Regions from separate parts of the Mus musculus genome. Here region 2 is linked to region 1. Evidence: chromatin loops called from intact Hi-C (ENCODE). Cell type or tissue: heart. All regions are shown on one strand. Each heading gives the region's core, and the rest is flanking DNA. Links, peaks and the distances in the headings are about the cores only. Region 1 overlaps Ust (uronyl-2-sulfotransferase). Region 2 overlaps Zc3h12d (zinc finger CCCH type containing 12D).

Evidence for each region. Peaks named below come from ENCODE experiments on the same cell type or tissue, not always from the same donor. Only the 100,000 strongest peaks of a DNase experiment are listed, where the experiment ranks them.
Region 2: a loop joins it to region 1, with 4 times the contacts of the local background. A loop is called at or near these places in 38 of 42 quality-filtered maps.

What each region holds. Positions count from the first base shown.
Region 1 is chr10:8,230,628-8,246,498 of GRCm38, forward strand. It overlaps Ust (uronyl-2-sulfotransferase), which reads right to left. Exons shown (of 8, transcript NM_177387.3): 7 at 15,276-15,433. The region is part of intron 2 of 4930573G07Rik (a long non-coding RNA gene); the gene reads left to right. Among named protein-coding and RNA genes, the nearest start is that of 4930573G07Rik, 29 kb to the left of the region's middle. In heart, for the core only: CTCF peaks have their summits at 9,835 (motif pointing left) and 11,922; no DNase peak of the experiment used is centred there; H3K27ac peaks cover 1,071 bases.
Region 2 is chr10:7,868,134-7,884,004 of GRCm38, forward strand. It overlaps Zc3h12d (zinc finger CCCH type containing 12D), which reads left to right. Exons shown (of 6, transcript NM_172785.3): 6 at 1-2,264. Among named protein-coding and RNA genes, the nearest start is that of Gm24726, 28 kb to the left of the region's middle. In heart, for the core only: no CTCF peak of the experiment used is centred there; no DNase peak of the experiment used is centred there.

The sequences.
Region 1 (15,871 bases), core at 5,596-13,595:
CTGTCTATGAGAGCAAAGAGAAAAGAGTCAACAGATGAGGGCTGTGTTTGGAAGCCCTGTGAGTAGGTATGGTGAAGAAGAGACACCGGGACCAGCTGCAGGGAGACAAATTCACTTTATTTGGGTTTTTAAGGCTTATATAACTTGGGGGGTTTGGAGGTGGTGGGGGTAGAAATATCCAGGATGGGCAAAGACTTAGGCTATAAGCATTAGCATGGCAAAGCATTTCAGGAATCTCAGGTGCTAGCTGAATGGATTCTTACTGGGAGAAAAGAAGTTGAACCTGTAATTTAACTAAGGTTATGTGCCATTCTGCATGTAGAGGCAATGTGGGGACTTTTTGAACTCCCCAGTAAAGGTCAATGAAGTGTGTCCTCCAGATAGCACTGAGCTCTGGAAGGCTAGCTATCCAGACAATGGCAGACTTCCCCCTTAATTAGCAGGGTTTTCTCACAGGATATCACAGATGTAAAAGCCCCATCTGCTCAGAGACAACCTGCTACTCTAAAGTATGCCTGTGAACCAGTGATCCCCTTTTCCTTGGTTCTCACTACTTCTTTAGCAAGGAGTAAAATTTACCCAAAACAAACAAACAAACAAACAAACAGAAAACAACAAAAATGGAAAATAATCTAGGAGGACCTTCTAAACCAGTTTCAGAAGAAATAACAAAGTTCAAAATAGGCCCTAAGTGGTAGCCCCACGAGAGCCTGTACTCCCCGCTGCCACAGTCCTGGGTCTTAGCTTCAGCTCTTCTAAATCTCTCTGAATAGGAAACCAGCACAAGGTGGTAAACACAGTGCCAGGAGAGTCACGTTCGTAATGATGATAAAAAGTCCATACCGACTTTGACACACAGCTGAGACACTGTTTATTGAGGCAGTGTGAACTCAGGATGGGGGCAGATACTTTCCAATTTCTGGAACAAAACATTGAGCCTTTGATGTTGGCATATTGGCTTCTTTCTTTGGGGTGAATTCTGGGTAGGTTTTGTTTTGCTTGTTCGATTTTTCTGCAAGCGTTTTGTGCTTCAGATTAATATGACAACCGAAGTTTGTGTTATTGGAAGAGATTCTGGCTCTCTGTGCCCAGCATTTGACTACTGAGTATATCATTAAGTGAATTTGAAAGTGACTTGGACCTTTTTTTGTTTTAAAGGAACTCTCCAGATGTGCTTCTGCCTTCTTGAGGCCTGACCTTCCTGTCTCTGATGGCATTAAGCTGACGCCACAGGCATGCAGAAGTTGTCAGTAAACCAATGAAACCCTAGGTGGAACGAGACATGGAGGGCACCGGTCACATTAGATATTAAGTTCAGCCTGTGGGTGTGGATGCCTGAGTAACTTTCCCACTGACCCTCATCACCTTTTAAAAGCAAACTGTTGAAAGGTGAGAGAGAGATGGCAGATGATGTAAAAACCATTATACCATGTTCACGTCATGTGGATCCTATACCTCTGTATTGATGCTAAAGACTGAGAACGAATGGGAACTGTAGACCCCATCCCACCCCTACAGCCACAAACACAACAGAAGTCAGGTTACTTACAAGACAATTCAGTTCTGAGATGAAACAACACGGATGGCATTTTACAACAATTCACTATTCCTTGAAGATTAAGAGCTGGTAGAAATTTTAGGCTGAGCAGAAGGATCTGTTTAGCAGAAACTTCACAAATCTGATTTATGTTTTATGAGGAATTAAATTACAGGGCTTTTTTTTTTTCCTTTTTAAAACTCTGGACCATTAAAACCAACCATTCAGCCAAAAATGTATTTGGGATTTAACATTTTCTTTTGGAAAAACATTTTTAAAAGTGATGAATTCCAGGCACTAAAGGGCTGTGAAACTCTATTTTAACAATATGATGGGGCCTACCTTCAACCAAAGCAAAGTTAATAATAATATGGTCTAAGATCAAGGCTAATAGCACATGGGGCTCAGTATCTACTTATAGACACTCTGGGAGTTGTGCGGTCTTTGGTGATAGCCATTGGGGCTGATTCTGAGTTGGTAAGCTAATCTTCCATGATCGATGCCAGAAACCAACTCACATGCCCTACTATACTTAGGAAACAATATCCTATGCTATAATGTGGAAATCTAGAAGTGTGGGTGAGCCAAGAAATCACCCTGAACAAACACAAGATTTCATCACCACGTGGAGTGTCAGGACTCTGTTCTGGCTCTAAGAAGATGGGCAGCCTCAGCCCATCAGAGCTGGTTCTGACTCAGAGCCAGTCCCAGACTCCTCCAGGTTGTTTTCTGTCAGATCGCACCGGGATGGGCCAGGCCTTATGTTTCGGTAGCCTACCCCTCTTTAGCAGGACTCACTGTCAGGTAGATGGATGAGAAAGTGGACAGGACTTTACCTCACAGGACTGGGACTCCTGAGCCAATGGGAGAAGCTATGTCAATGTTTATCAAATAAGTTCTAAATCCTCCACCCCCATGCCATGCCCCACAAAAATCACCTCAGATGAATACTTTTGTGAACTACTATGAAAACAAGTTGTTAGAAAAAAAAAAAAGCAACCAATAACCGTGGTCTTGTCAGATCACTGTGTAGGTTCCCAAATGCGAATTCTCGGTCTCTGTTCTCATCTCATCTCATGGGGGCTGGCAGCAGGCTGCTTGTGAACTGGCACCATTCCATGTTCTTACAATTTGGGTCATAAGTTGACCCAAAAAGCTTGACTTTGGCTTGGGTCACTGCAGACACAAAGGCCCCATTGGGACATGATCCCAGACAAAAGCACCATTCCTCCCGTGACTCCTAGGTCAAGTGACAGTATTCCCAGCCACACCAAGGGGACAGGCCTGGCCAGGGACACCTTTCCCTCCTCCCGCACTGAGCCTTTGAGCATCTTTCTTTGACTTTATTTTCTTTTCAAACTCCTTTCTGGGTAAATGCAGGAGATTCCAGCAGCCCCAACACCCTGGCTCATATGGAATGTATTTAGAGAGAAGGAAAAACTCCAATGGTTATATGATTTTGAACTGGCTCGGACACAGTGTGGCTGGAATTTCAGCACTGGCTTTTGTTTACGTTCGTCATGACACATTGGTTATAGAAGCTGTTGCTACTGCTATGCAAACAGCTGTAGCCTAGACCCTTCAATGGTTTTGTCTTCTCCCATACATTAGCTGACTGATGGGGTTCACCCAGCCAGGGCCTCAGCTCTCTTGCTTGGAAGCCTTCACCATGGCTCATGGACATTTCAAAGGCATTTCTCCCAAAAGGAACATCTGCCAGCATAAGGCACTGAAGGGTCTCTTCTCATCAGACTCAACTGATACGATATTTTTTGGCACACATACACACATTGTCTGTTTGTTTGTTTGAGATAGGTTTTCTTCATATAGCCCTGGCTGTCCTGGAATTCTCTCTCTAGACCAGGCTGGCCTTGAACTCAGAGATCAGCCTGCCTCTGTTTCCAGAGTGCTGGAATTAAAGGCATGCCCCACCACTGCCTGTCAGCCTATATTCTTAAGAGTTATCTTTCTTCATCAGTTTTTAACCTATGAGCCTTCTCCTAAAAGAGCTACCATGTGGGTGCTGGGAATTGAACCCAGGTCTGGAAGAGCAGCCCGTGCTCCTAATCCCTTTGCCAGCTCCTCTTTAATGGTAGCTCACCACTGTCTGCATCTCCAATTCTAGGATCCCACATCCTCACACAGACATACATGCAGGCAAACCACCAATGCCCATAAAATAAATAAATGAAAAAAATTTTAGATCCTTAAAGAAATAAAACAAGAAATGATAAAAAATGGGGTTGGAGAGAGGAAGGAGAAAAGGGTGGTGTGTGTAGAATGTAATTATGAAGAAATTCACATAGGCCAGATCAGTAATGGAGACAGGCAGCCAAGCATCACTTCTCAAACACTCAGGAATTGCAGGAACTGACTTGCCGCTAAGGTTCAAATGGCCCTTCCAAGATGCATGCTGAAATGTTCCTGCCACTAGGAGCAGGCCTTGAGAAATTATTAGGTCAGGAGGAGAGATTAATGCCATCATTTGGGGAGTAAAAGCAAGGTTGGCAAATGGCTCCCTATAAATCAGAGGACACCGGGCCCCTTCCTCCCTGTCTTAGTCACTGTTGTATTGCTGTGAAGAGACACCAGGACCAAAGCAACTCTTATAAGAGAAAGCATTTAACTGGGAGGATTGTTTGCAGTTTTAGAGGTGTAGTCCATTCTTATCATGGTGGAGAGCATGGTAGCATGAACGGCGCTGGAGCAGTAGCTGAGAGATACTGATCTGCAGGCAGAAGAGCGAGAGCAGGAAAAAGGGAGAAAGGGAGAGGGAGGAGAAGAAAGAGGGGGAGCAAGAGGGAGAGACAGAGACAGAGAAAGATGAGAGAGCAAGAGAGCAGGAGAGACAGAGAGACAGAAGCAGAGAGAGAGAAAGAGAGAGAGAGCAAGAGAGCAGAAGAGTGAGTGAGTGAAGGAGCAAGAAAGAGAGAGACAGAGAAACACACAGAGCACGTGCAAGAGAGTGAGAGTGTGAGAGACAGGCAGAGAGAGAGAGAGATTGTGTGTGCGAGTGAGAGAGAGAGAGAAAGACAGACACAGGGAGAGAGAGAGCAAAAGAGTGACAGACAGAGAGGGAGGCAAGGAGGGAGGAAGAAAGAAAGGGAGAGAGTGAGAGATTTTTGAAACCTGAAAGCCTACCCCCAGTGACATACTAACTTCAAGGCCACACCTCTTAATCCTTCCTAAACAGTGCCAGCCATTCTTATTCAAATCACTCCCCTCCCCCCACCTCCTGATCCTTTCTGCCTTGCGGCAAGGTTTCCCTCAACCGACAAGGCCTAGGACGTCCAACCCTCTAGAACCACAAGCCCAGCAAACCTGTAGTTTTTATGATATTCTGTTACAGTAGTGGAACATGGGGCAGGACACCCCAGACTCCACCATGTGCCTTGTATTAGGAGGTAACGCAGGGACACCTTACAGTAGGATGAAATATCAAGTCAAAGCCAGGGTCCACAGGGAATAGGAGACAAGATCTCTCTCTCTCATTCTCTCTCTCTCTCTCTCTCTCTCTCTCTCTCTCTCTCTCTCTCTCACACACACACACACACACACACACACACACACTGAAAGTGACAGAGCAGAGCTGTGCAGGAGCTTCCAAGACATGAGCTCAAGCTTTAGCAAGAGGTGAGCAACTCTGAGCCGGAGGTGGGGTGTAGGGGGAGGGAGAACTAACATCCGATAACACTGAAATGATATTAAAATAATATTGATGTAACATCAAGACTTGATAAGTAAAAACAAATCTCAGTATTTTTTTTTAAAGAAAGACATTAATTAATTCCAGAAAAAGCAATATCTGCTGCTAGAAGTCAAACATAACTGTGAAATACTAGTGAGTAACTGTGATATACCGAGTGGGTTGTCAGCGAACCCCGGCAGTGAGGCCAAAATGCCTATCGTATTAGGAGAGCAGGGGGTAGGGGGAGAAGTAGAGGAAAAAGTGATGAAATAAAAGAACTAAATAACGTCTTGTGTAATCACTTAAGAGGTAATATCCTGTGCACACTAGCAATAAATGGCACGGTGTTTGGAAGACCCACATAACCACACTCACGGTGGCTAGCAGCCTACAGAGCTGAGACTGAACGGAGATTGGAACAGTAAAGGCCAATTCCTGGTGCACATCTTTTTTGAATATATTGGGTCTTATCTAAGGGTCTTAGTTCACTTTAATGAACAGTTAAAAACAAGGTAAGACTCCAAGAGCAACGACTGCTCTTCCAGAGGTCCTGAGTTCAATTCCCAGCAACCATATAGTGGCTCCCAACCATCTGTAATGGGATCCGATGCCCTCTTCTGGTGTGTCTTAAAGACAGCTCCAGTGTATTCATAAATAAAATAACAAACAAACAGACAGACAGACAAACAAAGACTCCAGGAATCTGTGCTTTGATACGCGGTCCCGGTCATGTCTGCTTGACCAAACGTGGAGGTGAGCAGCCTAAACTCCCACTGTCTCCTCACCATCAGGGTCACACTGGATTTCTCCGTAGGTTTGTGGAGAAGAGATGAATGCACTAGACACGGTCCACATGGCACCACTTGGCAGATGGTAATGCCAGTGTCTGACTTTTTTTTTTTTTTACTGTACCCTTTTACAGTTTGCTACTAGACAACTTTGTAACACTAGACAAACTAGGGCATCGTAGCCCGACAGAAACTTCTGAGGGCCTACAAAAACACAGACCAAGAAATGAAATGTCTACTTGAAAAAGATTTGGCTAGAAAAAATTAGAACATTCGGCTGTACAGCGCTGAGTCAGACAAAAATGGGTTAGAGAGCTGCACCACCCACTCCTCGCCTGGGCTATGTGCTGCCTCTCCCCCATTCCTCTGTGCTTGGATGTGATCTCTATGCAGAGCCAGTGAAGGGGGTAAAGCCACAGCCCAGAGTACAGAGACAGTCCTCAAGTTCTCTGTCAAGAGCCCCATCTGCATCCTGGGTGGGTAGAGGCATTGTGGCATAGGCCATGAATGGTAGAAGACTAGGAAGGCCTTATTAATATCAGCTGCCCATCTCCAGGGTCAGGTCTAATCTTGGCTCATGCTTTAGAAGTGGGGCAGCTTTGTAAATGAGCAGGGAAGTCTACAATTGTAACGTATGAGGTATAAAGTCATCCCTTGGTCATCATCTCACGCAGTGCAAAGCATGCGACTGTCAGTGTGATTGAAAACAACTTGGGGTGGAAGCCATTACATTCTAAAGCAGAGGAAAATAACCTCAGAACACAGATGGCTGCTATCTCCTCCACTTCTCTGCCATTAGACAGCTTTCATTAGGGGAAACGACTCATAAACGGGGAAACTTTCCCAGAACACTGCAAATTTGGAAGGTATGGTGGAGTGTGCATTTGGGGTTCTCTGTAAGGGAAAATTGGGACCCAGAAAAGATCAAGGCCCAGGGATGAAGGATGGGTTAGAAGAAAGTGGTCTAAGAAGAGGATCCCAGGGTTTCTAGAGGACCAGGCCAGGGAGGGATGGGAGCAGCTAGGGAATCCTCAATTCCCTCACCACTGGGCATGGCAATTTTGGAGGTCGTTGGCTGGCGTCTAGAGGAGGAGAGGGAAATCCCAGAAGTCACTGCCAGGCCCACAGAAACTGATGGGTGCAGGCAGAGAAGCTGGAAGGACATCGAGGGAGAAGAACTTTGGGTGCAAAAGCTCAAGACTGGGAATTGCCCCCAAGCACTGAAAGGAAGCGAGAGCCTCTCCAGTCAGGATAGGAAGCGGGCAGGGCAGCACACCCGAGACTGGTGTGGATGACATGGGTCTATGTTACATCACAGGAAGGGTAGATGCTGTGGCCTTGTACAGACTGAGGCAAAGAGAAGTGTCACTGAACCTGAGAGGACTCTGGGCTCAACTCGGGGAGTCAGGACCAGCAGGCATGAGCCGCTGCAGGCTGCAGTAACCTGCTCTGTTTTGCATACCATGAAGGCTTCCACACCCATGTGACAAACTCCTACACAACCTTTAAGCCAGGGCCTGAATACCCCTACTGGAGTCATGTGACTCCAGACTAAGGGATGCTATTGTACTTGGTTTATTTTTCACACCACCCTGTCCCAGGGCTGGCAGAATTCAGATATCTAGATTTATATCTACACATGTTTAACGTGTTCAATATTATTAGAAAAATCAATGTTCTCAGCTGAGTCCTCTGTGTCGCCATCACTGTAGAGACACCTCACAGAAGACACTCTAACCTAGAGGAAGAACGGCCTTAAAGCAAGAGCAGCAGACAAGCAAATGAAAACTAGGTTTGAAAACAATATAGTCATGGTCGGTGCTATTTCCAATAAAACAAGCAACAAGAGGAAGCAGATAAAACACACAGAGAGAGGAAACTTGCCTTCCCCCCCCCAGCCCCAGTGTGGTGTGTGTGTGTGTGTGTGTGTGTGTGTGTGTGTGTGTGTGTGTATGTGTGTGCCCGAGTTAGGCTCTCATCTAAGCTTTCCTAACATATGCATAGAGACTGCAGGCACATAAGATAACAGTCCTATAAGCTGTATTGGGGTGCCAGGCTGCAGTTACAGGGTCCCATCAGCCCTTGCAGGAATCTATTCTCTAAATATAGCACTCCAGGCTTCTGAGAGCAAAGGCAGAGAAGCTCTTCCAGGCAGTGGAATTTTCCACTTTGCCCCACAGCCACTGATGCGTCATCGGTTGTACCTAGGATCTAGAACTTCCCTCTATCTCCCTCGGCCATCAGAAGGTGCCACATTTTCAAAGTGGCTTAACCAGAGGTGACCTGTGGACATTTCTTTCTTGTTTACTTTTCTTCCAGTATTAGGACTCGAACCCATGGCTTCATGCTGCCAGGTAACTATACCCTCAGACCTTATGATTTCCTTGTGGTTTTCTTGCATAAACTTTACTTTGACTGCGACCATTTACAGATCTTGTCTTCAAGCTTTCGCCTTCAGTGGAAACACACCGTGAACGCGTAACAACCATGAGCCCGTGATGGTGAGGAGGATTTTTTAGAAGGACTCGGCTTTGTGGTGTTTTGTGGTGGTTCTGGGAACTCAGGCTTGAATGTCACCTCTGTTACTTGGGGTCGTAGCACTGTACATGGGACTCGCTGACTGGGCGAGGGTTACGGCCCCTTTAAAGCCAGGATCCTTGTTTAGGAAAGGGAAAGAAGATTTGCTTCCTCACCTTAGAGGATTCACTCAAAACCCAGCAAGGCTGGCTATGTGGAGCTGTGTGAGCTTCTGAAATTCGATGCACATGACCCCTCTTTAGACGCTGTGGCAGGTTTGTGATCCAGGACCATACTCAAGAAAGGATAGATCATGAGTCTGCTTGTTTGAGCTTGGATAGGTACACATAGACACACGTAGACACAGATATATATATATACACAAAAGGATACACATATACACAGACATATACACTCATATAGACACACACAGAGACACATACAGATAGACATACACACACATTCATATATAGACAAACACACAGAGACCCATACATAGGCATTCACACACACAGACTCACAGACATACACACGCACACACGTACATACACAGTCACACAGATTTCATAAATACACATACACTCATATATAGACATACACATGCACAGACACACATACATACATAGTCACATACAGACATACACAGATACACAGACACATACAAAGACACACACAGAGACACACAAATACGCACACATACATACCCACATGTGATCCACTGTTAATATTATTAGAATCTGAGCTTAGGACTGAGCTAGTGAAAACTATCTGGAGACTATGGATAGGAGATGAAGCATGAGAAGAGAGGGGTCATACTATCAGCAATGATAATTATCTAAAGAACTTCATTGGCTTCTGAAGTTATATTAATTTCTTCTGGCATTATTAAATTACTTTAAGGTTCCAGGAATTTTCAAAGCTTTTGTTTTAGGTCAGCAACAATAGAAAATATGAAATAAAAATGGAAATGAAAGATGAAAGGCAGCACCTGTTTAATATGGGTATTTTAGAATTGTAGATAGGTGTGTTCTGAACTAACAGTACATATACATGTGTGCATAAACATCACATAGAGACTAACTGGAGATGAACATATTTGATTGTGAACTCCTACACCTCCAATACCAGTGGCTCCCATAAAATGCAAGTTAGATGTCTAAAGTTAGTGAAATTTCAGGTTGTTTGAACTGGGCTCGCATATCTATGTTCAGACAGTAAGGATGATTCCTCTGCTCTGCAGGGGCTGAGTTTTGACTGGAAACCATGGGTATCTCCTGGAGAAAATAGAGCAATGCTGCCCCCTGCTGGAGAAAGGCTAACAGTGCCTTAACATTCTGATGGATGTTTGGCTATGGAAAACAAACTAGCAAGACAGAAACCGTGAATCTCCCTTCATTAAAATCATCATCATTGTAATAAATATTTGCATTTGGGCATGCATTATCTATTAAATGGCAGGTACACCGCAAGACCCAAAATTCAGCACCAGTTAAGGGGAACTGGTCCCGAGTCAAATCTCAATGGTGGACTTCATTTCAAAGTCCTAACTCTCGGACATTTCTGGTAAGAATTCAGACAGTTTAAGCAAGTTCCTACTGACTTGGATGATATGTGCTCTTTATCTGCTGATCAGGCATGTCAGTGTGGCAGTGTTTCCAGTTAAGGGTCTCCCTTGAGAAACACAAAATTCCCCGGAAGAGAATGCTTCCCCTTCTCCTAAGACAGAAATAGAGAAGTGTAATGTCTTCACGGCAGAAGGGCCATAGTCACAGATCAGCTGTAACTGATGAGCTAAGATGACACTCCTCCTTTCCTCTTCTCTTAGTCTTGCCCATTTGCTCGTCCCACCTCTCTCTCTCTCTCTCTCTCTCTCTCTCTCTCTCTCTCTCTCTCTCTCACACACACACACACACACACACACACCTCATCTTCTGCCTTCCTTCACGCTTCCCTCCTTTTCTGGCTATAGAGATTACAGCGAAATCTAAAGTCATGTTTTTTCACAGCTATGCCTGATGATAGCTCATCACTGAATGCTCAATATATCTTAAGGACTATGGATTCTGCCCCTTTAAGATAGGTAACATTTATGCACATTATACAGACGGGGAAGGCTGAGGCTTCAGGTGGGTACCTTGCCATGGCCATACTGCTAATAAGTGACCATGCCTTCTGACAACCTTTAGTTAACCACCACGATAAACACAGATGGCATGGAGAATGAAGACTAGAAATGACCAGCAGGGAGATCTTTGCCTTGATCACCCTGGTAGCAGCAGCCCCAAGGAAGATAGAATTCTGGACAGTGAGCCCTCTCTAGGCTGCAGATACAGATGGATGATCTCCATCACCACACAAAAGGCACTGTGGACTACCCAGGACTACGAGAGGACTGTGGGAACTGGGGGCTGAACAAGGAGCTCAAAAGCACACCGCATGAGACCTTAGATCTCAGCGAGACAAACCCTGAAGGTCACACAGTAAGAATGTCACTGTTCAGGCTACACATCTGACCCAGGGCAGAGAATATGCCAGGAGAGCTTCCTGGCTCAGGTTAGCACTCTTTCATAAGAATGACTTTTAAAAAATAATTATTATTCATTTATTTTATAAGTACACACCAGAAGAGGGCATCGGATCCCATCACAGATGGTTGTACACCACCGTGTAGTTGCTGGGACTTGAACTCTGAACCTCTGGAAGAGCACTCAGTGCTCTTAACTACTGAGCCATCTCTCCAGACTTCAAGAATGACTTTGGTTATATAGAAACCAAGCATTCATTCAGTATTTGTTTTAATTCTGTTGGATTTTTTTTTCTTTAATTTCTAGATTGGTAAAAACTAGACTTTAAATGGTGTGGTACACCATTTAAAAATTTTCTTTTATGCATCTGTTACTTCTAGCAAATGCTCTCATTTGAATACTGCAATGCAAATTAACTCACAAACACTGTAATACTGATCAAAGACCTTGAGGGGTGGGGTGGGGGTCTAGCGGTCACTTATAGACAATGAACAAGCAAAAAATCTAGCTGGCACAACATTTGACGTGTCCTTTGTCATCCTTACCTGTAAAACGTGCGAACATATTTTCTAAAACAGCCCCTTGTAAATGGACTTAGTTTGCGAGGTTAGTACTTGAGTAGATGGTTTGGAATTTATTTTGATGGCTGCCAACTGTGTTCCCCAAGCCTCCCCTGAATGCCTACTGAGTTTCCCATCATGCCCCAGGGCTTATAATTACAATGGAAACAAGAAGATGAATACTGAAGTAATTCTAGTAATGGAAAGCATTTCAAACACAAGGTAAAAGGAGAGGACACGTGAGTTCTCAAGCTTTTGAAGAAGGAAAGTTATGGGTTTCACCAGGCCACACAGTTCCGTCCACCAGCTAGGTGGCGCTATTGAACAATACTAACTTGGTTACTATTGAACAAGACTAACTCAGTTACTGGTCCCGCCAGAACTGCTTCTATTACATATAGTCAGGTGCTCTTTGTTTTTAAATTAACTTGCTTATTTATTTTAGCTGTTACCATCAATCCCTGCAACTTAGCATGCAAAATGAGGCCTGAGAAATTTCTGTCAGCTCACAGTATGCTAGGTTTGCTTGCTTGCTTGCTTTGGTGGCACTGGCGATCACACTCAGCACTGTGAGCATCGTAGGCAAATGCTCTCCCACTGAACCAACATTTCAGGGCTTGGGAGCTGAGGAAAGGAGACACAGACACATTAAAATTCATGGCTCAGAAATACCGCGGTCTTTCTCTTCCCTTCATCGTAAGGGGCTTCGTACAGAGGGACTATAGACTTCTCTAGGTTGGCTTCTGTTTTTCTTTCAAAGGGGGCAGGGGTAAAAAGTAAAGATCATGGGGATTTAGCAGAAAGAAGAAGGGGTGTGTGATGATCTCATTGTAAACCTGATTGAATTGGGTCATCATGAAAATATACGTTTGGGTGTTTTCTGAAGGTGCTTCCTGGAAGGTTCAATGGAGGAGAGAAAACCATCTCCTGGTGGCCGCTACCATCCTGTGGGGTGGTGTCCCAGACTGAGTAAAGAGAGGAGGGCTGACCACTGGCTCTTTCTCTTCTTGCTTGCAGACAGCTGAGGCAACGCGAATAGTGTGACTGTAGGATCTGGGGATCATAGCCAGGCTGTAGGCCTGCTAGGAAAGAGCTCGACCAGCGAATTGCGCTATCAGCCCTAGAATTCTTGCATACGGGGAAGCTTCAGGATTCTAGTGTGCCGTCCACGAGAACAAGGCATTCTGGTGTGGACAGGTAGAAGAGCGCTACACGCCCTTTCACCTGTCTGACCTTTAACCCACCAATGCATCATGGTGACAGAGCAATATTGCACGTTGTGTCTGCAGAAGTCTAAATAGAACAAGAGGTTGGTCAGGAGTTTCTGCTTAACCCACATCCTCTACCTTGGGGGACGCGGAGACTATTAGGACAGAGGAACCGTTTGCTCCCTTGGCCTTCGGCGTCATTGTAAGGGAATAGCAGAAGACAATGCCAAGCCACCACAGTACACAGAAGTTGCTGAACTCTCCGTCCGAAGTTCATTTGGTCATGCATGCACACACTTCACATCAGCAGAGAGCTAATCTGGGGTCATAAATTGTATTGCCACAATCTCTACTCAGTAACTGAGTTTAGAACAGACAGCAGGGGTCTTGGGAACCCCTTCTGTGCCAGGAATTATTCTTTTTTTTTTTTTTTATCACTTTGCTCTTGGAAAAGAGCTAGGGCACCCCAGATGCATCCTGAAAACAGATTCGATGTACCACACCACGTAACCCCATGGAGCAGCTGCACCAGGCTTCTGGAAGCTTTTCATCCTACTACACAGGAATACCAGATGTCCCTGACTCCTCCTGAGGACTTTACCACATCGTTACTGCCAAAATCAAAAGGGAAAGAGTTTTAATTTACTGGTGGGAAGACGGTAGCTGTAGGTCAAAGAGCTAAGGGTGACCCAATCTTCACAGGTCTCCTCTACTTTAGTGAGTGTGCTTACAGATCGTGGGGTCAAGGCCCACCGTTTCAGAGATGCCATCCATTTAGCTGAAGAAAATAGAAAGTTAATTCAAGCAGCAGCTAGGTGCATGCCCCTTTGGATACACTTGTCATTGGAGGCTTATATGTGTTTAAAAACAGATGTTTTGTTTTTTTGTTTTTCGAGACAGTGTTGTAGTCTTGGCTGTCCTGGAACTCACTCTGTAGACCAGGCTCACCTCGAACTCAGAAAACCGCCTGCCTCTGCCTCCCAAGTGCTGGGATTAAAGGTGTGCGCTACTACTGTCCAGCTTAAAAACAGATGTAAATGGCTTCATATCTTGCCATTTAACAGATGTCTGGATAAATATGTGTCACCAAGATTCAGTCAGCTCTTTATCCCCACCTCCTCTCTTTCTCCTGTCTTTCCTTCACTTACAAAGAGAGGGTGGGGGAGGAAGAGGGAGGAGAGGAAGAGAGAGAGCCAAGACAGACAGACAGAGGACGGGTCCACATAAGAATGCCTGAAGTCTTCCTTTACGACTCTAATGTAGGGTAAACCCTCTCTAGGGCTGCACAAAGAGAGGGAGGCTCACAGTGTCTCACAGAGCAGTCATCAGACACAGCACCATGCTGACACCCTTCCCATTCAATAGACTCGGTAAACTCCTGCATGTGTCTGTTATCAGAAGGACAGAGGGAGCTCTACTTCCAAAGCCCAGCTATTGAAGACTCATTATACGTCTAGCTCTTCAAACCGATTTTCTGATAGGAAGGCTCTCAGCAGGGCTCACCTTTAGGTTTTCAGGCACATTCTTACATGCAGATAAATTAGATTTTCATTTCAGGAGAGAGCTGGGAGGCTTTTGAAGAACCTGTCAGGCCATCTACCCAAATGGCAGGGCCGCAGTGTAACAGGAAGGGCAAAGACAGGCCCTGGGGATACAGATGTGGTTCCAAGTCCACCTGACTGTCTTCAGTCCTTGGGAGGGTCTCCTCTGTTGGCTATTTCTACCAGGCCATTTGCCCTCACCCATTTTCCAGCATAACAGCACAAAGCCGCAAACCGATTGGGAAATAAGTATGCAAGACGTGCTGTGCAGAGTAGATTAAGGAACATAGGAAAGAGTGTGGCAAAAAAGCATCTTTCTCTCAAGCTAAATAATAATGAGAGGAAAATAAATGATGGATTTCTGAAAGTAATTATATTCACAGTGACACTGTGGGCTGTCCTGTGATCGCTTTGCCGCTCTCTATTTGTCGTTCCTACTTGGGGAGCACTTGGTGTGTGAGAGCAAAATCTTAATTGCATTTTCAATTTGTTTCCCTATCTAATCTACTGCTGGGGTTTTACACGCCAGAGTGCGTTTGTCAATGGCGCTTGGGCCAGAGCTGCCCCATCTCAAGCAGCTCTTGCCCTACTGCTGTTTGCATCCAGGAGCTCCAGGTGTGCGCACACACTCCCCACCCTCTGTTCACCCCGGCACCATGCTGGTGTAGAATGTTGTGAACTTCTGTTTTTAGGGAGCAGGACATAGCCATGGGAATGCTAACCATGCTAACCATGGTGAGTCTGGGTTTCACCTTAGAGTCTGGGGTTTGGAATTGAAAGCTCATGCCACTCTGTCGTTGAAAGCCTGGGGGACACAAGATGTCACATTGTATTTTCATCTCCCAAGTCCTTGTCCAGGCTGGAAAGCCTTATCGGGACCCTACCAGGGAGAGGGCTTCCAGTGGCATTACCTGGGTCCTTGTAGATGCTCAGCACACCCTTGAAGTAATGAGGTAAAAATCTTTCCAGTAAGAGCAGCACATCTTCCAGCTCCTCCAGGATCCCCACGAGCAGGAAGTTTTCGTTCACGTTCAGCTTGGCCCGCTCCAGCGCCCACTCGCCGGGCTCCCTTGACAAGACAAGAAAGTTGCTTTACCACAAAGACCTGTGATGTGCAGCAACAACCCGTGAGGCTAGTTCTAGAACTGTGCGGTCTTCCCTGGTTTCTCTAGCTGACGTGCGTCTCACATGTGCACAAGGGCCAGGGCCTTGAAATGAATATGCCTCTCTAAGTATTTGGTGAAAGACAAATACAGGCGCAGACACTTAGGTCCTGAGCAGATGGTTATCATGGCTTTTTAAAAAAAATAATTAACTTAGTTTATGTATGTGAGTACACAGTCGCTCTCTTCAGACACACCAGAGGAGGGTATTAGATCCATTACAGCTGGTTGTGAGGCAGCATGTAGTTGCTGGGACTGGACTTGAACTCAGAACCTCTGGAAGAGCACTCAGTGTTTTCAACTGCTGAGCCATTTCTCCAGCCCCTAGAATAGTTTATTTATTT
Region 2 (15,871 bases), core at 4,113-12,112, 360 kb before region 1:
GATACAAGACGCTTGTTAGTCTGGATGTGTCATTAGGTTGGACGCCGTTTTCTTCAAAGGTAGTCGGTGGAGACTTCTTTCTCATCCTCAGTGGTGGATACCCGTGGGGACCTTGGGGATGCTCCCTGAAGCCAGGACCTGCTGCATGGACAGGGTGATTTCTGCTGTGTTTGGAAGGCTTTGTCGGGAATACATCTGTATCTGGTTCTAAGCATCTACAAATGTTTCAGCTGGTCATCACCGCTAATCAAGGAGATCAAGCTGAGTTTGATATAAACTCTTGTTGTGTAAGTGTGTGTGTGTGTATGTGTGTGTGTGTGTGTGTGTGTGTGTGTGTTTAGAATTCTAGAAAGCCATGAGAACTTAACATGTCATTGTAGTTGAAAGATTGAAAAAGGCTGGTAAATCAGTCTTGACTTTTGTGGTGCCCAATGATGTTTAACATACATGTTCAGGTGACACGAGAAGGAAGGCATTGCTGCCTGAGTTTACAAGTCACTATTGATAATTTCACTCATAAGGGAACCCAGCCTTGTTGTGTAAATTTTACTGTGGGGCTGTCCCAGGGACACCTGATCCCAAGGGTCTTCTCACTGGGGCTTTATTCTTTTTGTACATGCATACCATATTACCCACACATCACAACACACACATACACACACACACACACATGCATGCACATGTACACATGCACACGGCCTTGCTTAAGACTCAGCCTGGCTCTTTTTTTTTTTTTTTTTTAATCAGCCTTTCTTTGTGGTGATTTTATAAACTCTTCTAAATTGCACCTTACAGAGATAAGATTCCAGTCTACCCACCACCCCCTCAAAAAACAAAAACAAACAAAAACAAAAACAACCCAAAAACCCCAGCAACAACAAAAATCAGTTTTTGGGTGGGTCAGCATAGATTTGGATTCCGGCGGAGTTTTTTGCAACTTCACTTAGTTGTGTCTTCTAGATAACTTTGGCTCTGGGTTTTGGGGGAAAAGAAGCTCATTCATTTACAAGGGACAAGAAATGATACGGTGTTTTCGGGGCATGGGCCCAGCATCCTGAGGGACCCCTAGCATCTGTAGGCAGCACCCATATGTTCCAATTACAATGGTAGCCTGCCAGATTGTAACTCATTTGTTCATGAGGGAGTTGGTAGTTCACTTGGTCAGAGAGAGTCAGAAGGGACCTGCCAGTGGGAACTCTTTGCCAAAGCCTCCGAGCCCCTGCAGTGTGATAGGTACATTTGGGAAACACCCCTTTATTACTAGTCACATTTGTTGGCATAGCAAAGGTATGCCTCAGGAAAAACTCGGCTGCGGTATTCATGGTAAACTCAACTCCTTGGTACCAGGGCAGCCATATGGCTTCCTGGAAGTCCTCCCTCTTTTAAAAACACAGTCTTAGCATGGCTCATTAGAGATCGTTCCTCACCTCCTTTTCAAAGCATGTGCTGTTCTCAGAGTGTTGCTTCTACCTTTAGTCCCCGGTCCTGAAGACGGTCCACTCTTTCTAGATCCTTTGAATTTTTTCCCTCGAGTGCGTGTGTGTGCCTGTGCATGTGTGTGTGCATGTATGTGTGGGTGCATGTGTGTTTGTGTGTGTTTCCTTTCCACAAGACTGTTAGAGTAGGTGTAGCCTTCTGACTTAGATGGCTATGTTGTTATGTCAGCTACCGCTTGCTTCTGCTCTTCTCCGAGACTGCTACCTGCTGAGAGACCCTTGAGACATTCCAGAGACATATCCTATCCTACAGGCTGACTCCAGGCACCAAGAATGGATCAGCGGGGGATGGGCCTCCCCACTCCCCCTTTTAAGCACATTCTCTTAGTAAACTTGCCGGCCTTGATTAGAGAAAACTTGTCTTGGCCTCATTATTTCTCTTGCAGTCTAGTCTCTTTCAGCCCCAGCCTGCCTTCCAGAAATACTCGGTTCATTTAGGCCACGGTTCCATGCTTCGAATCAATGCATTGCAAATTGATAGTTGGGAACGTTTAAACTGCTCCTCTGAAGGCAAGTTTGAGTTTTAGTAAGCTGTAAAGCTATTTTATTTGGTTCACTGTGATTAAGCAAAGTACAAGAGGGGGGAAAGGAGGTGTGTGCGGGGGGGGGGGACAACAACACATCTCGGATGTAATCACCTTTGGAAAATTCCAAAGTCTTAGTATGTCCTTGTGACACAAAACCGTGGATGAGAGACATAGATGGGCTATCTCTAGTTGCATAACTGTTACCATGCTCCAAAAATAAACCACCTTTTCCACACCTGGACTCTAGTGTCAAACCATGTGTTGATTTCTCTTGTCAGTTCTTTTCTCCACTGTTCCCCCCTCCCAGCACCCCCCCCCCCAGGTTTAACAGGGTGGGCGAGAAGTCTTGGCTAATGTCCAGTTTCCGTACTCCCTCCCGGGGGGGGGGGGCAGCTGTGATATGCTAGAGCCTGCCTTCCCCCTCCCCCAGAAGTAGCTGGACTCCTTGCACGTTAATGAGCAGGCTATTCCCAAGACCACAGGCTGCTCATCAGTTGGCTAGACCCATTCCACATCCACCAAAGAGACTCCAGAGTTTAGCTCCCCCTTCGAAACTCAGAAGCCGAGGGAGCTCTTCCCAGTGTCTCTCCCCAGGGGAGGGGCCAGGCTGTGCTTTCCCAGAGGCTCCATCTGGAAGGAGGTTTGAGGCTGAATCACAGGATTTGAGTGTTGAGCCATAGAAGCAAGAAAAGCTGCTGCTTTCAGTACTGTTCTAAGTAAAGTGAAGTCCAGCTTCAGTTTGATGTGAAGTCAGATGGAGTGCCGTGGACCAGATGTCGGCTGGCATGGGTAGTTTGGATGAAGTCACAAGGGCTGGTAATCTCTGAGAGAAGAGTCCCCTATGGGAGTAGAGGGGAGCGACAGAGATCTTAGAGAGGGGAAGGGACTTTAAGGAACAAGGAAGGTAAGATTTAGGGACTTGGAGAGGTTCATGGGCATCACGAATCCCACCACAAGGGGGCTCCATGGAGCCAGAATCAGGTCTGTAATCCGTGGGGTCTTGTGCAGCAATTTCAAGATGGTGACAGTGGAGCATTAAACCAAGCACGGGGCTCTTCTAAATACAGAGTCCTGTGTCACCGCACAGGACACCTTCTATGAAACTCTAGAAAGAAGGTAGGCACGAAGAGATCACTCTTAGCACCCAGGGTGAGCTCAGCAAAACACGGAGTGATAAGCAGTCATTGTCCAACACACTCGCTCGTGCACAGACACACACATACAGGCACACTCACACGCACACACATTTATGCACACATGCTCTAAACCATGCATGAATATGCACACACTCTAAACACAGACACACAGACACACAGACACACACACACACACACACACACACACACACACAAACAGACACAGACACACAAGTGCATGTGTGGTTTAGAGCATGCATGCACATGCAATACGAATGCACAATGCACTAAACACACACCTTATAGCAAACCCAAACAACAACAGCAACCAAGTCGTGGGCATCCAGAGCAGGTGCTAGGCCCCCCTGCTCAAGAATGAGGGGTCCTTCCCAGGAGGTCTCTGACCAGGCCTGATACAGGCTTCTAGAGTGCAGAAGTCAAGAGTTTTGAGCAAACACACAGGGAATAATTCATGTCCAAATGGGCAAGAGCTACCCACACCTGGCAGCAATTACGTTCTATTAGGCAAGGTTCCTTGGCTGCCACCCTGGCTCACAGAACCAAACAGCAGGAGGCCAGAGGTGGACGCATCATTTGAGGCTGCAAAGTCCACCAGGTGTCTCCTGCCTGTTTCCTTTTGGATCTGCTTCTTAGATTGTCTTCCTTCCTTCCTTCCTTCCTCTCTCTCTTTCTTTTCTTTCTTTTCTTTCTTTCTTTCTTTCTTTCTTTCTTTCTTTCTTTCTTTCTTTCTTTCCTTCCTTCCTTCCTTCCTTCCTTCCTTCCCTCCCTCCCTCCCTCCCTCCCTCCCTCCCTTCCTTCCTTCCTTCCTTCCTTCCCCCTTCCTTCCTTCCCCCTTACTGTCTCCTTCCAAGCTTTTCTCTAGACAACGAGAGCTATTCTGCAGGCAGGTTCAAGCACAAATTCTTTCAGCTAAAGATTCAAGAAGCAGCCTTGAAATAATCCTGGGGAAGAGTCCTGAGTGACCCGATGTGGGTCACGCACTCATTCCTGAGCCAATCAGTCTGGCTCTCACGTCCACCTCTGGCTAGCACATGGGTGTAAATTGTGAGGGTTTCTTCACAAAACTACAGGGTGGGTGGACATCGGAAGGAGGGGAGCAGATCCTTCAAACAGATAGAAGGCCATCGTCCAGACAGACAGACAGAACACCTGTCCATAACTATGTTCAAACCTGAGGATTGAACCAAGCCTTAAGATGTCCCTAGCAACCTCCTCTTCTATTTGGTGACCCTTGTATCTGCTTATCCACAATTAGGTGGGGAGGATGCCACCCAACGCCCCTGTGGCTGTGGAAAAGAGGTTTTTTGGAGTAAAAGACCGGCTTTGCTTCCTTTGTCTTACATCTGAGCTGATGTTTCCGAGTTCAGGACACTCACTGTCACAATGGCTAAGTGTGAAGGGGCAGCTGGAAATGAAGGGCAATGGACCTGACCCCACTGGATAAGTAATTTGTTGTGAGTTTCCGGAGACACACAGATGAGGGACACCTGTCCAAGTCTCACAAACAGAAAAGGTGCTGAGAAAAACAGAAAGACAGCAGGCAAGCATTCAGAAACCTGCGAATGCCATGCTTAAGTCTGGCCGGCTGGCTGACAGTGACTGGTGTTGCTTGACTGACAGACACTGACTGACAACATCACTGAGTCATGGCCCCAGTGACCCACTAATGGATGTCTTTGGATCACTGAAACAGACAGATGGACACTGACAGTAGCTGGCACCAACACATTCACTAAGCTAACACTAATCCACTAACAGTGACTATGTCATTAACTGATGGACAAGGATTGTCTGAGTGACAGTGATGGTGACTGACTGACAGAAAGACAAACTGGTCTGATTCACTGACTGGCACTTACCAGGTGGCTAGCAGTGATTCATTGATCTATGGACAGGGATTATTGCCGAAGACCCTCTGGGCCCCTTTGTCTTCGTGGAACGGGTCTCTAGTTGCGGGTGGGCAAAGCGTCAGATGAGATGACAGACAGATGTACACAGGAGAGGTTGTGTAGAATCTGAATGTAATTTGTCAAATCGAGCATCAAACTTTTTGTACAGAAGACAATAAGGAAGTTGGGTGACACATCGGCAAGGTACAAATGAGGTTACAGGATGCTTAATGACTCTTACACAAAACAGAGGAATGAAAACGCAAAGACTGGCAGGAACTGGGCAATAAAATAACTGAGACAGAGTCAGCCCTATCTAAGGTCAACTATAGTCTTAGAAGCCAGGTGTGAGAACTTTTCACTCCTAGGGCAAGGGCTTTCACACCCAAGTCATGGTTCTAACTAGGGAGTTCCTTTCTAGCTAACCATCTCATGAATAATGCAACACTCTAAAACCACAGCCCGATCTACTTCCTAAACCATTGTAAATTCCTGTATATGGGAGCGACTTGGCTTTTATTCTAAGTGATAGTTTAATGCCAGAGGCAATTCTGAATGTCACTGAATAGCAACATTCTTACTGAATTTCCAAGCCCATGGTCTTGCTCAAGGACTTTCTAGGACTGTTGAAACACTGGCGAAGGCTTTAGCTATGTCAGAATTCAATCTTAAAAGGCACTTATAATAAGATAATCCTAAAAGAGAGCACGTGGATCCATACACTAGACTAACCCGGGAATGGAAAATTGATGTATGGGTTAGAACGCCAGGCTCCAGGAGTGAGTTTCCATGAAACTCTTCTGCCTCATGAGTAGCTTCCAAGCCTCAGCCTGTCAAGTTGACTCGACCGGAGTGCGTGGCAGATTATGACTGGCTGACTCTGAGTGACTGACATTGATTATCTAGTTGGCTGTCATTGAGTGACTGTCGCTGATCATGACTCCCTGGTTGGTACTCAGTTAGATGGATGCTGAGCACACCCAACTGGCTGCCCGACTGGCTGTTGAAGACGATTGCTCCAATAGGATCACTTACTCATGATCATTCCGATTTTATCTGCATTCAGAACGACTCTAGAATATAGTATTTGTGTGACTATGGTGAGTTGCATCAGTCTCCACAGCTAGGCAGTTGCTGAGAGGCAGTCAGAGTCGCATTTCTCCACAAGTCTGAGGCCACACAGCAAGGGAGCGAGGCTTTCTTGGCAGAGGTTTTGTTCTTGCTGTCCCTCCCCTTTCTCACTGCCACTATCACCATCTCTCATTTCCTCCCGGTCTGGCTCCACTCAAAACCACTTGTTTGTGAATCCTCTGGACTCCATGTTTTGCTTGACCATGACTCTTTTCCTCCCCCACTTTCCTTGGTCTCTTCCCTTACTTCATCTCTCTCTCCCACCCTTCCTTCAGCTATGCTCCATGATTCCTCAGCTAACAGCACTGGAATCTCCTCAGGCTCCTTCAAAGCTATCTTTTCTTAGCTTTTCATCCCCACATTTCCACACTGCTTCAGGGCACCCTTGCAATAGCTTTGTTTCTAATGGTTGCTTTTCTTTATTGGGTACTGCTTTGTAGCTAGGCCAGACTTACTGAGCAAGCCACACACACTTAAAATGTATAGATTCTGCCTTATGCTGGTGTCCCAAACTTCCTGGTCAGTCAGGACAGGGGAGGCAATGTTCGAGAAAGAACAGAGTTCAGAAGCCCCTTGTGACATTGGCTCTAACTAATCACACCACAGCATTTCACTTCCTGGGCAGAGATTGGAAGGCGCTTCTTACTCAGCTCCTGGAAGACTCTCAGAGAAGGGCATTCATCACAAGCCATTTGTGGCGACCAGAGAGAGATGCTGACTGACTGAGGACTCTGAGGGCTGGAAGACTTAACAAAAATACAGTTCATTCAATGAACACGATGTGGTAAATTCTTAAGATGATATTGTTCAACGGCGCAAGAGTTGACCATATATTGTGAAGTAGGAAAGTAGATTCTTTGAAAAAGAGATGTATTACATGATATGTTCCAGGAAGCCATTTTCTGCCTCCCAGTGTTCCTTGAGTTGGTTCAACTCCAGGGAAGACTTTTGGGGGTTGGGGAGGAGGTTGTTTTCAAAATAATTCTTTACAATCTGTTTGCTGCAAATGCAGTGGTTTATGGTGTTGTAGAGCTCTGACATTGGCCAAGCTCTGCCAGGCTCCCTGGGAGGTTTTTCTTTGCTTGTTTATTAGAGGAGCTTATAAGCTTCAGAGCCAAGAGACCCAATTTCTTGTATTCATCATCAATTCACACCCAGGATAGGGCTCCTAGTGTTTGGCCTGTGACCCATCTCAGAAGAGTCCCCCAAAGAGACTCCCAGAGCTGCTGTCTTCAGCACCCTGTAGCCTACACTCTGGTTTCTCCCTCTTTTTAGGCACCAGCCTCTTCACTGCTGACTGGCTGAGAGTAAGCAGAGTGTACGGTTGTTATTATTATTATTAAATAATTTCCATTTATACTGATAGATTATAAGAGTATCTGGCACTCTGGAAAGCTGGACTGGTTTATAAACTAGGGAGGGTCAGAGGGGGCTCTGGGGAACCCCAGGATTCCTTCTTTGGGCCTGTAAGGGACTGCATGACTGTTGGGCCTTATTTGGCCAGATACTGAGGCCTAGTGAGGAAGCCTGAGCCTTTGCTCGAGTTTAGAGACCTGTCTTGTTCACTTCCATACTGGAGTAACTCATTCACTTCCAACCTGCTTAAGCCTGCCTCTGCCTAGCTACCGCTGATGTGTCAATTTCTTATAGGCCCCATGAGATCACCACCCCACATATCATCTCACCTCATACCCTCCATCACTCTTCCCCACCCGCTATGTCATCTCACCTCACCAAAAAAATGCCCACCTCCTTCCCAACCCTATATAAAAAAAAGACTGATACAATAAAAGGAGTTCCTGCTTTGACAGACTCCCAGCTCTGGGTGGTTATAGCTGTGACACTCACCATCCCGATTCAGCCCCAGAGAGACTCAGCTGGACTCGGTGCTCTCCTCTAAGGCCAGCAGAGAGCCTGCAATGACTTAGTACTTTCATGTCATATGAGCAGATGTGAGAAGTACAAACCAGCACCCACAGTCCCACAATGTTCTGACAATTTATTAATTTGATACTGAGACCAGGTAGAGGATTGACATCCTCTTCCACTCCATATCCCTTCCCCAGCCTCAGCTGGAGCTTGGTGTGGTGAATGAGAGGTAAAAATGCCCAGGAGACAGAGCAGTATCAGATTCCACATGAATTCACCTGCTTTAATTTGCAGTTGTTTTTTAAAAATTAAAAAAAGTTATTACTTTTACTTTTTTAAAGTCCAGTCATTATGATTTTTTTTAAAAATTAAGACCAAAAATCTAATCAAAGTGGATTATAGGACTCAGTGTGAAAACTAATGCTATAAAAGCTCATAAGTGCCCAAGAGACCTGCCTCCTGAGCTGAATGTGTGTTACAGTGTTCCATACCCAAATACCGCTGGGAGAGAGCTGGTCTCCCAGGATTTCGGACATGCCTGTGAGCACAGGTAAGACCACCACTTCTGTTCAAATTCCTGGCCCAAGAGAGACCTGCCCAGAGCCATCAGGACACAGAAACCAAGGGACATCTGGGGACAGGATCCTTCTGGTTTCTGTCTGCACTGTCAAGCTGATCCTCCAGGGCCATACCCAAATTCCTCCAGGAGAGAACTGGTCTCCCAGGAGTACTGACACACAGGCTTGCAGGAGGGACAAGCCATGGTCAGAGATAGCAAGACAACTAGATGTCGAGAGGCAACAACAAGAACATAAACAACAGAAACCAACATTACTTGGCATCTTCAGGACCCAGTTTTTCCACCACAGCAAGCCCTGGTTACCCCAACACACCAGAAAAGCAATACTGATTTAAAATGACATCTCATGATGATGATAGAGGACCTTAAGAGGGACATAAATAACTCCCTTAAAGAAATACAGGAGAAACAGCTTGAAGCCATTAAAGAGGTAACACAAAAATCCCTTAAAGAATTATAGGAAAACACAACCAACACAGGTGAAGTAAATGAACAAAACCATCCAAGATCTAAAAATGGAAATAGAAGCAATAAAGAAATCACAAAGGGAGACAACTCTGGAGATAGAAAACCTAGGAAAGAGATCAGAAGTCATAGATGCAAGCGTCACCAACAGAATACAAGAGATATAAGAGAGAATCTCAGGTGCAGAAGATACCATAGAAAGCATTAACACTACAGTCAAAGAAAATGCAAAAAGCTCCTAACCCAAAACATCCACAAAATCCAGGACACAATGAGAAGAAGAAACCTAAGGATAATAGGTATAGAAGAGAGTGAAGATTCCCAACTCAAAGGACAGGTAAATATCTTCAACAAAATTATAGAAGAAAACTTCCCTCACCTAAAGAAAGAGATGTCCATGAACATACAAGCAGCCTACAGAACTCCAAATAGTTTGGGCCAGAAAAGAAATTCCTTCCATCACATAACAGTCAAAACATCAAATGCACAAAACAAAGAAAGAATATTAAAAGCAGTAAGGGAATAAGGTCAAGTAACATATAAAGGCAGACCTATCAGAATTACACTAGACTTCTCACTAGAGACTGTGAAAGCTAGAAGATTCTGGGCAGATACTATTCAGACTCTAAGAGAACATAAATGCCAGCCTAGTTTACTATACCCAGCAAAACTCTCAATTACCATAAACAGAGAAACCAAGATATTCCATGACAAAAACAAATTTATACAATATCTTTCTACAAATCTAGCCCTAAAAGGATAACAGATGGAAAATGCCAACACAAGGAGGGAAACTATGCCCTAGAATAAGCAAGAAAGTAATCTTTCAACAACCCCAAAAGAGGATAGCCACATAATCATAAAAATAACATAAAAAATAACAGGAAGTAACAATCACAATTCCTTAGTATCTCTTAACATCAATGGACTCAATTCCCCAATAAAAAGACATAGAAAAAGAGACTGGACATGTAAACAGGACCCAGCATTTTGCTGCATACAGGAAACACACCTCAATGTCAAAGACAGAATTTTCCAAGCAAATAGTCCCAAGAAACAAGCTGGAGTAGCCATTCTGATATAGAATAAAATCAACTTTTAACCAACAGTTATCAAAAAGGATAAGGAAGGACAGTTCATACTCATCAGAACAACAATGCTCCAAATGCAAGGGCACCCACATTTATAAAAGAAACTTTACTAAAGCTCAAAGCACACATTGCACCTCACACAATAATAGAGGGAGACTTCAACACCCCACTCTCAGCAATGGACAGGCCATGGAAACAGAAACTAAACAGAGACATGTTGAAACTAATAGAAGTTATGGACCAAATGGATTTAATAGATATCTATAGAACATTTCATCCTAAAGCAAAAGAATATACCTTCTTCTCAGCACCTCATGGTACCTTCTCCAAAACTTCTCCAAAACATATAATCGGTCACAAAAAAGGTCTCAACAGATACAAGAAGACTGAAATAATCCCATGCTTCCTATCAGATCACTACAAATTAAGGCTGGTCTTCAATAGCAACGAAAACAACAGAAAACCCACATATATATGGAAGCTGAACAACATCCTATTCAATGATAACTTGGTCAAGGAAGAAATAAAGAAAAATATTAAAGACTTTAGAATTTAATGAAAACAAAGGCACAACATACCCAAACTTATGGAACACAATGAAACCAGTGCTAAGAGGAAAACTTATAGCTCTGAGTGCCTCCAAAAAGAAACTGGAGAGAGCACACACTAACAGTTTGACAGCACAGCTGAAAGCTCTAGAACAAAAAGAAGCAAATACTTTCAAGAGGAGTAGACAGCAGGAAACAATCAAACTCAGGGCTGAAATCAACCAAGTAGAAACAAAAAGAACTATCCAAAGAATCAATAAAACCAGGAGGTGGTTCTTTAAATTCTTAGCCAGACTAACCAGAGGTCACAGAGACAGTATCCAAATTAACAAAATCAGAAATGAAAAGTGAGATATAACAACAGAAACCGAGAAAAAAAAAAACCATCAAATCCCACTACAAAAGCTGGAAACTTCAACAAAACTGGAAAATGTGGATGAAATGGACAAATTTCTAGCCAGATACCATTAGATAAACGATCTAAACAGTCCCATAACTCCTAAAGAAATAGAAGCAGTCATTAAAAGTCTCCCAACCAAAAAAAGTCCAGGACCAGATGGGTTTAGTGCAGAATTCTATCAGACTTTCAAAGAAGACCTAATACCAATACTCTTCAAATTATTCTACAAAATAGAAACAGAAGGAACACTACCCAATTCATTCTATGAAGCCACAGTTACGCTTCATCTTCTTCCTTGGAGATGGAAAGGTTTCTGTCTAATCAGGAGCCTATCACAATTTCCTTTCATTTATGTTTTTTTTTAATGTTTGTAGAACATGATTTTAATATTTTCGACTGTTGATAGTAAAAAAACAGAATAGTTATTTTAAGATATATTTCATTGTTATGTCTCATTTTTCATTTCTGATTTTGTTAATTTGGATACTGTCTCTGTGCCCTCTGCTTAGTCTGGCTAAGGGTTTATCTATGTTGTTGATTTTCTCAAAGAACCAGCTCCTGGTTTGGTTGATTCTTTGAATAGTTCTTTATGTTTCTGTTTGCTTTGATTATTACCTGCTGTCTATTCCTCTTGGATGTATTTGCTTCTTTTTGTTCTAGAGCTTTCAGGTGTGCTGTCAAGCTGCTAGTGTAAACTCTCTTCAGTTTCTTTTTGGAGGCACTCAGAGCTATGAGTTTTCCTTCTACCACTGTTTTCATTGTGTCCCATAAGTTTTGGTATGGTGTGTCCTCATTTTCACTAAATTCTAAAAAGCCTTCAATTTTTTCTTTATTTTTTCCTTGACCAAGTTATCGTTGAGTAGGGTGTTGTTCAGCTTCCGTGTATATGTGGGCTTTCTGTTGTTTTCGTTGCTATTGAAGACCAGCCTTAGTCCGTGGTGATCTGATAGAATGCATGGGATTATTTCAGTCTTCTTGTATCTGTTGAGGCCTGCTTTGTGACTGATTATATGGTCAGTTTTGGAGAAGGTACCGTGAGGTTCTGAGAAGAAGGTATATTCTTTTGATTTAGGATGAAGTGTTCTAAAAATATATGTTAGATCCATTTGGTTCATAACTTCTGTTAGTTTCACTATGTCTCTGTTTAGTTTCTGTTTCCATGACCTGTCCATTGATGTGAGTGGGGTGTCGAAGTCTCCAACTATTATTGTGTAGGGTGAGATTGTGCTTTGAGCTTTAGAAAAGTTTCTTTTATGAATGTGGTTGCCCTTGCATTTGGAGCATAGATGTTCAGAATTGAGAGTTCATCTTGGTAAATTTTTCCTTTACCAGTATTAAGTGTCTTTCCTTATCTTTTTTAATACCCTTTAGTTGAGAGTTGATTTTATTCGATATTAGAATGACTACTCCAGCTTCTTTCTTAGGACCATTTCCTTGGAAAATTGTTTTCCAGCCCTTTACTCTGAGGTAGCGTCTGTCTTTGACACTGAGGTGCATTTCCTGTATGCAGTATAATGCTGGGTCCTGTTTGTATATCCAGTCGGTTAGTCTATGTCTTTTTATTGGGGAATTGGATCCATTGATGTTAAAAGATATTAAAGAAAATCGATTGTTACCTCATGTTATTTTTGTGTTAGAGGTGGAATTTTGTTTGTGTGGCTATCTTCTTTTGGGGTTGTTGAAATATTACTTTCTTGCTTGTTCTAGGGCGCAGTTTCCCTCCTTGTATTGGTGTTTTCCACCTATTATCCTTTGTAGGGCTGGATTTGTGGAAAGATATTATGTAAATTTGTTTTTGTCATAGAATATCTTGGTTTCTCTGTTTATGGTAATTGAGAATTTTGCTAGATATAGTAGTAGTCTGGGCTGGCATTTGTGTTTTCTTAGGGTCTGTATAACATCTGCCCAGGATCTTCTAGCTTTCACAGTCTCTGATGAGAAGTCTGGTGTAATTCTGATAGGCCTGCCTTTATATGTTACTTGACCTTATTCCCTTATTGCTTTTAATATTCTTTCTTTGTTTTGTGCATTTGATGTTTTGACTGTTATGTGATGGAAGGAATTTCTTTTCTGGCCCAAACTATTTGGAGTTCTGTAGGCTGCTTGTATGTTCATGGACATCTCTTTCTTTAGGTGAGGGAAGTTTTCTTCTATAATTTTGTTGAAGATATTTACCTGTCCTTTGAGTTGGGAATCTTCACTCTCTTCTATACCTATTATCCTTAGGTTTCTTCTCATTGTGTCCTGGATTTTGTGGATGTTTTGGGTTAGGAGCTTTTTGCATATTCTTTTCCTGTAGTGTTAATGTTTCCTATGGTATCTTCTGCACCTGAGTTTCTCTCTTCTATCTTTTGTATTCTGTTGGTGTTTGTTCTGTCTATGACTTCTGATCTCTTTCCTAGGTTTTCTATCTCCAGAGTTGTCTCCCTTTGTGATTTCTTTATTGTTTCTATTTCCATTTTAGATCTTGGATGGTTTTGTTCATTTACTTCACCTGTTTGTTTGATTGTGTTTTCCTGTAATTCTTTAAGGAATTTTTTGTGTTTCCTCTTTAAGGGCTTCTAGGTGTTTACGTGTGTTCTCCTGCATTTCTTTAAGGGAGTTATTTATGTCCCTCTTTAAGTCCTCTATCACCACCATGAGAAGTGATTTTCAATTAGAATCTTGCTTTTCCGGTGTGATGGTGTATCCAGGACTTGCTATCGTGAGGGAATTGTATTCTGATGATGCCAAGTAACCTTGGTTTCTGTTGCTTATGTTCTTACGCTTGCCTCACCATCTGGCTATCTCTAGTGCTACCTGCCGTGGCTATATCTGACTGGAACCTGTCCTGCCTGTGATCCTGGTTGTGTCAGAACTCCTCAGAGTTCAGCTGTCTCTGTGATCCTGTGAGTCTGGGATCCTGTGATCCTGAGATCCTGGGCTTGTCAGAGCTCCTGGGAGTAAAGCTGCCTCTAGGACCCTGAGATCTTGGTGGGACCAAGCTCCTGGAATCCCATGATCCTGTCATTCTGTGGACCTGGGTGTGTTAGAGTGCCTGGGAGTGGAGCTTCCTCTGGTTGTTGTGGGACTGGCTTCAGAGTTTGCACTTAAGGTCTGCTGAGGGCACCAGCCCAGACTGGAAGGATCTGTGTCTCTGGTGGGGTGGAGTTCCTGGGCGCCTGAGTCCTGCTGCTCCCAGTTACTCCTGGTGTTGGGCAGATGTTGTGTTCTCCTCACCTCTGATCCTATGATTCTGGGAATGGAGCTTCCTCTGGGTGTTGTGGGACTGGCTCCAAAATTTCCTTCCTTAGAGGACTTCATAAGAGATTTTTTTCTACTATCATGTTTTATATTCCAAATAGATTTTAAAAACTCGTTGAGTGCATACTACTTTTAGCTTCAGAAGATATCATTTATATTTAAGAGGTATTTAACTATTATAAATTATTTTGATGACTTAAAATGTCAATACTGAGTTGTATATTTTAAAATAAATTTTATTAGTTTAATAAAAAATGAGATCTAAAAAAAGCAATATTGTGCTCAAATGATGAAGGTACAGCTACAGCCTGTACCATAGCAACAATTTAATATTATACTAAAATGGCATCATTTAAACAGAAAGAATGGCCCAAGATGAGACCATGAGTTAAAGACTTTAAGTCACAGTACCAACAGCATGATCTAGCACACAAAATGTGGTAACCTGACCTGCTCTCTGGAAGGCAGTGTGGAGAGAACAAGTCAAGCCACAAATGGGAAAATTTTTTATCCTCTGTATTCGTAAGAGGACACATGTACAGAATACACCGAGAACCCCTAGAAACCAACCACTAAACTAATGAAAACATGGATACATAGCTTTATTTAAGAAAATACTGAAGGGAGATCGCTCAGTGGTTAGGAGCCCTTGCTGCTCTTGCAAGGCACCGGAGTTCAGTCCCCGCACTGTCAGGTGACCCACATCTGCCTATAACTCAAGGTTCTGGGTTTCCAATGCCCTGTGATGTGTAAACCCACACAGGCACACATATATACACAATAACAAAAAGCTTTTAAAAAGATATGAAGCTGGTGGGATTGCTCATCAGGTAAAAGGCCCTTGCCGTGGAAGCCGGGTGACCTGAGTTCAGTACCCGGAACACACATAAAAGTGGAAGGAGATATTGACTCCTTAAAATTGTCTTTCCATCTCCGCAAGCAGGTGGTGGCATGCAGTTCCCGCCCATCGTAGTAAACAAAACAAAAAGGTAAAACTCTGTGTGTGGCCATGCATTTGAAAAGATGCTCAATATTCTTAGTTCCTGACAAAATGTTAACGAGAAACTACTACATATGTATTAGAAAACTTACAATTCAAAAAGATCATATGAAAAGACCATTTCTCCTAGCCTCTACAGTTATGGCTGGGGCAAGGAGGTGGAATGTCACTATTGTGACCACTAGGTGTCGCTGTTGCAGCATGGCTCGTTTACCTGGGTGCCACACTTTCTGCAACCTTGGCTCCAGGGAACACTTGATCGGACAACAGTTGATGATAGAACATGGTAAGTAAAGGCACATTTACCACTTATCAGATATAATAACAGCACGGATACCATGGATAACTAGAAAGGCAAATTAAATTCATTTTCATTTTATATCCTAACTCAAACTTTAAGCATATAGAAAACTCCAGAGAATATAGTTATGTGCTTGAATGGAATCTTAATATCGCTCACGCTTGAGTTCAGTAA